2 separate regions of the Homo sapiens genome follow, and region 2 is linked to region 1. Evidence: read pairs that join two places in POLR2A ChIA-PET (ENCODE). Cell type or tissue: HepG2. All regions are shown on one strand. Links, peaks and the distances in the headings refer to the core of each region. The heading gives the core; the rest is flanking DNA.

Region 1 (2,897 bases), core at 189-2,688:
CCCCATCTGCCTGCCCCCCAGGGCTCCGGCCACCCCATGCCTGTGTCCCCAGATCCCCAAGGCTCACCTCAGTGGCGCTGTCTCCTCACCAGAGGCACTGCAGTGTGGGAACTGTCCCGAGGAGCTGGTTCTCAGCTGAAACAAAGAGGTGGGGGAGAAAGGGGGGGCAGCGGGAGAGGGAGAGGGTGAGTGAGCGGGCGAAGGAGTGGAGGCTGGAGGGGGAAGAGAAGGGAGAGGATGAGAGAGAAGAGGAGAGGGGAGGGGAGAACAACGAGCCTGCCGCCCACCGAGAGATAAAGCCTGACACCCAGGGACTAAAGGGCCAGTAGAGGAGGGGAGAGGAAATGGGGAGGGGGCAGGGGAGGTGAGGGGCCAGACTGAGAGTGGGGAGACTGTTAGAGGGGCGGGAGAGCAGGGACAGGGTGAGGAGGTAGAGGGCAAGTGAGGGGCGTGGGCAGGAGAGGAGCAGGGTGAAAGGCAGGTTGCAGGGGGCTGGTGGCTGATGGCTGAGCTGGGCAGAGGGGCCCCACCCCGTCCCATGCCAGGCTCTGGACTCAGGGGAGACCAGTAGGACTTGAATGGCAGAAGGCCATGCATGAAGGGGACTGGCAGGGAGGGGAACCTGCCAGCCGTTGGGTAAGGGGCTGGGCTGGTGGGCTGGCTGGGAGGACTGCGGCCAGTGGCAAGGCAACAAAGACGTGAAAAGAAACAACGGCATCTGAATGGAGGAATCGGCTTCTGCTGACCCCTGGGTGCCCCAGCCCTGAGCATCCCAGCCAGAGCTTCCTGGAGTGGGGGTGGGGGGCAGATACACTCTGGGGCGGTCCAGGCTCTGAAGTGGCGGCCTGAGGTGGAGAGGAGAGGACATGGGCTGTGAGGCCAGGCAGGGGTCCCAGTCATTCTTTGAGGGCTCAGAACAACCGGGACACACACCATGATTGACCACACATGAGGATGCTGGTGTCACTGTCTTTTCGGGAAGGGGATGGTTGATGGGGCCTATCCTGTGACTGAGAACTGGGTAGGGGAAGCCCCCTCTTAGGGAGAGTGTGTGCCCTGCCTCCATCCCAGGGAGGAGGGCAGGGTAGGGAGCACAGGGAGGGAGGAGAGAAGTGGGGATCAAAGAGGTAGGGAAGCAGGGGAGAGAGAGCGGGTGGGGGGAAGGAGGCTGCAAGGGGTGGGCACGGAGCTGCAAGACCGCCGAACCAGAGGCTCCCACTCCACACCCCACAATTCTCAGGCTGCCTAATGCCGAGCTAATGAAGGATGAAATAATGAGCCACTTCCCTGCTGCTGCCCTCCTGCTGCCAAGTGCTGCTGTGACAGGCAAGGGCACTGCCTGGGGAAGTCAGCTCGGTGAGTCTGTGTGAGCGTTCGTTCACTGGGAGGGAGGACAGGATGGCCTTGAGCAGGGCCGTCCCAACCCTCTCACCCCACCAGGCACAGCCCCCGGGCCAGTTCAGCCTCCTCTTACACTCAAAGGCACAGAAGTTCCAGCCACCCTCCCACACCTTGTGACCAAGGGAAGTTCCCTTTCTTATCTCAGACTCCCAGAGCACGTTATTTGGAGAGTAGGAGAAGGGGAGGGAGCGAGGGCTTGCCTAAAGCTGTGACAGGGAGACTCCCAGAGAGTCAGCCCCTGAGTGCCACCCTCCATACAAGGGTCAGAGGTGTGTGCCCCTTAGACCCTGCCTCCCCAAGCCGTTATCACCACCTCAGGGAATCCCTCCTGGCCCCACCCAGCAGGGGTACAGTGACTTGGCTGCCACTTGTCCAGCTGTCTCTTCTTATAGCCTAGAGCTCGGAGAAGGGAAAGGACCTTCCTTCCTTCTTTCTTTCCTTATTCTTCTTTATTTTTTATTTATAAATGATTTCAAACTTACAGAAAAGTTGCCAGAATAGTGATAGTACAAAAGACACACGTGCTCTTTTGGGGATATGTTCAACTACTGTGAATATTGTGCTCCGTTTGCTCTGTGTGTGTGTGTGTGTGTGTGTGTGTGTGTGTGTGTGTGTGTGTATAGACATACATATTTTCTTTCTTACTCATTTGAGTAAGTTGCAGACATTTGAAAGGATTGCTTCCTATCTGTCTCTGTCTCTGGAGCCAGCCCACGGGATCCCAGACCACATTATGTGGAATGAATGAAGGCCTGGGACAGGCAAGGAATGAGCAGATGTCACCTACTGGGAGCTTGAGATCTGGGGACTGACCAAGGCCACCTTAGGAATTGGGCCAGCCCAGGGCTTGAGGTGGGGTAGGGGGCTGTGCTGGGCCTGGGGTCCTGGGAAGCAAGTGAGCAAGCGGGGAGGGAGCCATTGCCCACCAAAGCGAGCATGTGGTGTTTCCCGGGTGTGGAGCTGCAGCATATGTTTGTGGAGATGGTGGCAGGCAGGCAGGCGGGGTGGAGCTGGGAGAGCGGGATGGCCGTGCTGTGGCACCTGGCACACTTGGGAGACTGTGTGCTGTTGGGCCCTAAGTGATATGAGAGGACCCAGCTGTTGGAGGCCCCAGCCCCACCACCTGCCTTTGGGACTCTCCCTACAGCTCCGTGAGGACAGGGCAGGGATGGAGTCCACCTGACCAGCTGGTCTGTGCTGATCTGCTCGGAAGGGGCATGATGGGGCTCCAGCCCTACTGAGGCTTCCATACCGGTCCCTGACACAGGGCTGCGTTCTTTCTGCACCCCCAGTACCCCCAAGTAGGTTGGAGTCCCATCCGGAGACCCTCCTTCAGATGGCTGTTCTCATTCCTCCCAACTCCCACCCAAAGGTCATGGTTAAGAATTTTGGTATTGGCCGGGCGCAGTGGCTCACGCCTGTAATCCCAGCACTTTGGGAGGCCGAGGCAGGCGGATCACGAGGTCAGGAGATTGAGACCATCCTGGTTAACATGG
Region 2 (2,897 bases), core at 92-2,591, 62 kb before region 1:
CCTGGGACACCTGAGCCTCTATTATCAATGATTCATGAACACCCTCCCTCCGACTCAAGTGAGCCTCACATTACAGGTCCCTTTCCTGCCTACTCTGCGGTCAGCAGATCCACACCTATGGTCAGGACAGGGCTGGCACCTGGTCCTCCAGGGTGATCTCTGCTGCCAACTTCCCAGGCCAGAAATGGGAAGAAGTGGGCTGCTCACAGGTGGAAGGAGGGCTAGGGGCAGCCCAGTCCCCAGTGACCCCCTCGGTGGGCCTGTCTCACTATGGGAAAGGAGGGAGTGAGGCAGCAGGGAAGGGGTATGGGGTGGCTAACTTCCTGGGATCTCCTCCACCAGGGCTGGAGGCTGGGAGGCAGCAGCTATGACCAGACAAAGGGGAAGGAAGAAGCTGGCCAGGAGGCAGTTCCCTCCTGTGGGGCTGAGTCATGAAGCCTGCCCGCCAGCTCCTCCTGGAGAAAGGCTGGCCCATCTGGGAGCCCTGGCCCTGACCCAGGCCCCTGCCTTCGCGGGGCCAGGGAAACCTTCTCAGGGCAGCCCAGCCACCAAGTGGCCACAACCGCACCAGGATTCAGGTGGTCAGGCAGGTCGATGGTGGCAGCCCCAGGCAGGGGATCCTAGTGTGGTGGGAGGGGTGGCTGATGGCCAAACCCGCCAGGCTGTCTGGGCAAACAGCCCGGGCCTTCCCCACAGGCCAGGCAGCTCTCTCAGGCCAGTGACAGAGGAGGACACTGAGCCCCAGGTAGAGTCAGGGCACCTGGCTCCCAGCCATTGCTTCTCTCACAGCCTGTCCAAGAAGGAAACTGGGACCCCTAGGGGAGGGGAGGGTGTGATGCGGGAATGGTGAAGCTTCCTAGGGCTGGGGGCTGGGGGTGGGAGCTGGCCTGGATTCTTTAGGGCCAGGACTCTCCCCACAAAACCCCATATCTGGACCTCTTCTCTGTCTGCAGCCTGGAGCTGGGATCTTCCAACCAGACTGAGGCAGACTCAGAAAGTCACAGTGGAAAATGGGAGGGAGGTCAGAGGTCAAGGTCAGATAGGCAGCTTTCTCCATCCCACGTAGAAGTCTCTGTTCCGGGTTTTCCCTAGCCTGGGGAGAGTGAGTGTCCTGGGAGGAGCAAAGGTCAGGGCCTTCTCCTAACACACATAAACAAGCCCATTCAAGTCAGACACATGCGGTATATGCATCCTTGGCAAAAATGCACACTGAGACGCGCTCCAACTGTGCACACACACAGACACCCACATACATGTGCACACTGCCATGAAACACTGATGTCTAAAGAGGGTCCTATGCGACCTACAGTGTCCATTCAAACAGTCACTAGTGCCAGTGCATGAATGACCCTAGATGTACACAAGCGAGTCACATCCAGAGGTGCACAGGCAGGACTGTACACGGAAGACGTGTGCACATGCGTGTACACCCACTCCCGGAAAGGAACAAAAATATACAGATGGGCACACACAGCCACATTCATCTCCAGGTAGGCACACAGATACTTCCACCCCAGTTGTGTACGTACACATACACCCACTCCCAGCTATGCACACCACGTCCGTACTCCCCCAGATGTGCCCACCCCAGGCGACCCGCGGCTGCAAAAGAGAACAGGAAGCTTTCTCCCGGCTGGTGTGGGGTGGAGGGAGGGGCCGAGAGCCGGGGGGGGGCGCTTCCGAGAGCCCAGACCGAGGCCCCCTGCCCGCCCGCCATCCGCCCTCACCGTGGATGCCCGTTTGGTGCGCCATGGCTCGGCGCTTCGCTCCGTCCGCGCCGTCGGAGCCCTCCGCTTGACCCTGGCCCGGCAACGCTCGCTGGACCAAGAGAGGTGGAGGATGTGGCGGAGGCTGTCGACCCTCGCGCAGCTTCCCGGGCGGTGCCGCAGGACCCGCCCCCAGCGGCGCCCCGCCCCCGACAGGCGCGGCAGGGAGGCGGGGACTCGGGGCCGCGCGTGCGCGCAGCCTGCGCCTCGGTCCGGGTGGGTCTAAGGATGATGATTGATCCGCCGTGCGCACGCCAGCGCGTTCCTCTGTGGCAGGAGAGGGGGGCCTGCGTGTGACCGAGCGTGCGTGGGAGGACGCGCGTGTGTGTCTGTGCGCCCTGATCACGGTGGTCTGTGGGTGGGGCGGATCGTGCGCGCGCGCCCGATCTGTGCGCCCCAAGCCAGGTGGGTCTCCGAATAGGAGTGGGTCCCAGCGTACACGGGTTTGCACCCAGGAAGGGGTCTGCTTGTGGGTGGGCGCGCCAGCTCTTCCCCAGGGGCCGTTTCTTGAGCGCCTCCCGTGGGGTCCTGGGCACCTCGGGGTGATCATGGCCGCTAGGCTTTGCCCTCACGGGCCTAGGCCCGCCTTCACCCACTAGATGGAGTGTATGGTGGTGAGAGCCCGCCGAGACAATGTGAGGGGCTGCCAGGAGAAGGCGAAGATTGGAAACCTAGAGGGGAGAATGAAACAGCCCAGCAGAGTGGAGGGAAAAGTTTTCTTTCTTTTTCTTTTTCTTTTTTTTTTTTTTTGAGATGGAGTTTCCCTCTTGTTGCCCAGGCTGAAGTGCACTGGCGCGATCTCGGCTCACTGCAACCTCCGCCTCCCGGGTTCACTCCTGCCTCAGCCTCCCGAGTGGTTAGGATTACAGGCATGCACCACCATGCCTGGCTAATTTTGTATTTTTAGTAGAGACGGGGTTTCTCTATGTTGGTCAGTCTGATCTCGAACTCCCGACCTCAGGTGATCTGCCCGCCTCGGACTCCCAAAGCGTTGGAATTACAGGCGTGAGCCACTTACTAGTCCCAGCCAGAAAGGTTTTCTGAGAAGAGGGCACTGCATGTGCAAAGGCCCAGAGGTTGAAAGAGGGCCAGAGCCTGGTGAGGAACTTCCCATGTCCTAATGACCTTCTG

Evidence for each region. ChIA-PET counts read pairs that join two places held together with the same protein. Peaks named below come from ENCODE experiments on the same cell type or tissue, not always from the same donor. Only the 100,000 strongest peaks of a DNase experiment are listed, where the experiment ranks them.
Region 2: POLR2A ChIA-PET joins it to region 1 with 15 read pairs; 19 of 35 experiments call an interaction of 5 or more read pairs at or near these places.

Annotation. Positions count from the first base shown.
Region 1 is chr3:52,298,790-52,301,686 of GRCh38, forward strand. No RefSeq gene overlaps it. Among named protein-coding and RNA genes, the nearest start is that of MIR135A1, 5.9 kb to the left of the region's middle. RefSeq lists enhancers at 162-1,032, 1,033-1,902. In HepG2, for the core only: a CTCF peak has its summit at 1,295; a DNase peak (open chromatin) is centred at 1,442.
Region 2 is chr3:52,237,265-52,240,161 of GRCh38, forward strand. TWF2 (twinfilin actin binding protein 2) reads right to left here and starts at 1,894. Exons shown (of 9, transcript NM_007284.4): 1 at 1,728-1,894. The coding sequence starts at 1,752. TWF2-DT (TWF2 divergent transcript) reads left to right here and starts at 1,974. Exons shown (of 2, transcript NR_135307.1): 1 at 1,974-2,171. RefSeq lists enhancers at 1-26, 27-569, 2,477-2,526 and a silencer at 1,537-2,056. In HepG2, for the core only: CTCF peaks have their summits at 857 and 2,344; DNase peaks (open chromatin) are centred at 1,087, 1,897 and 2,357; H3K4me3 peaks cover 2,500 bases.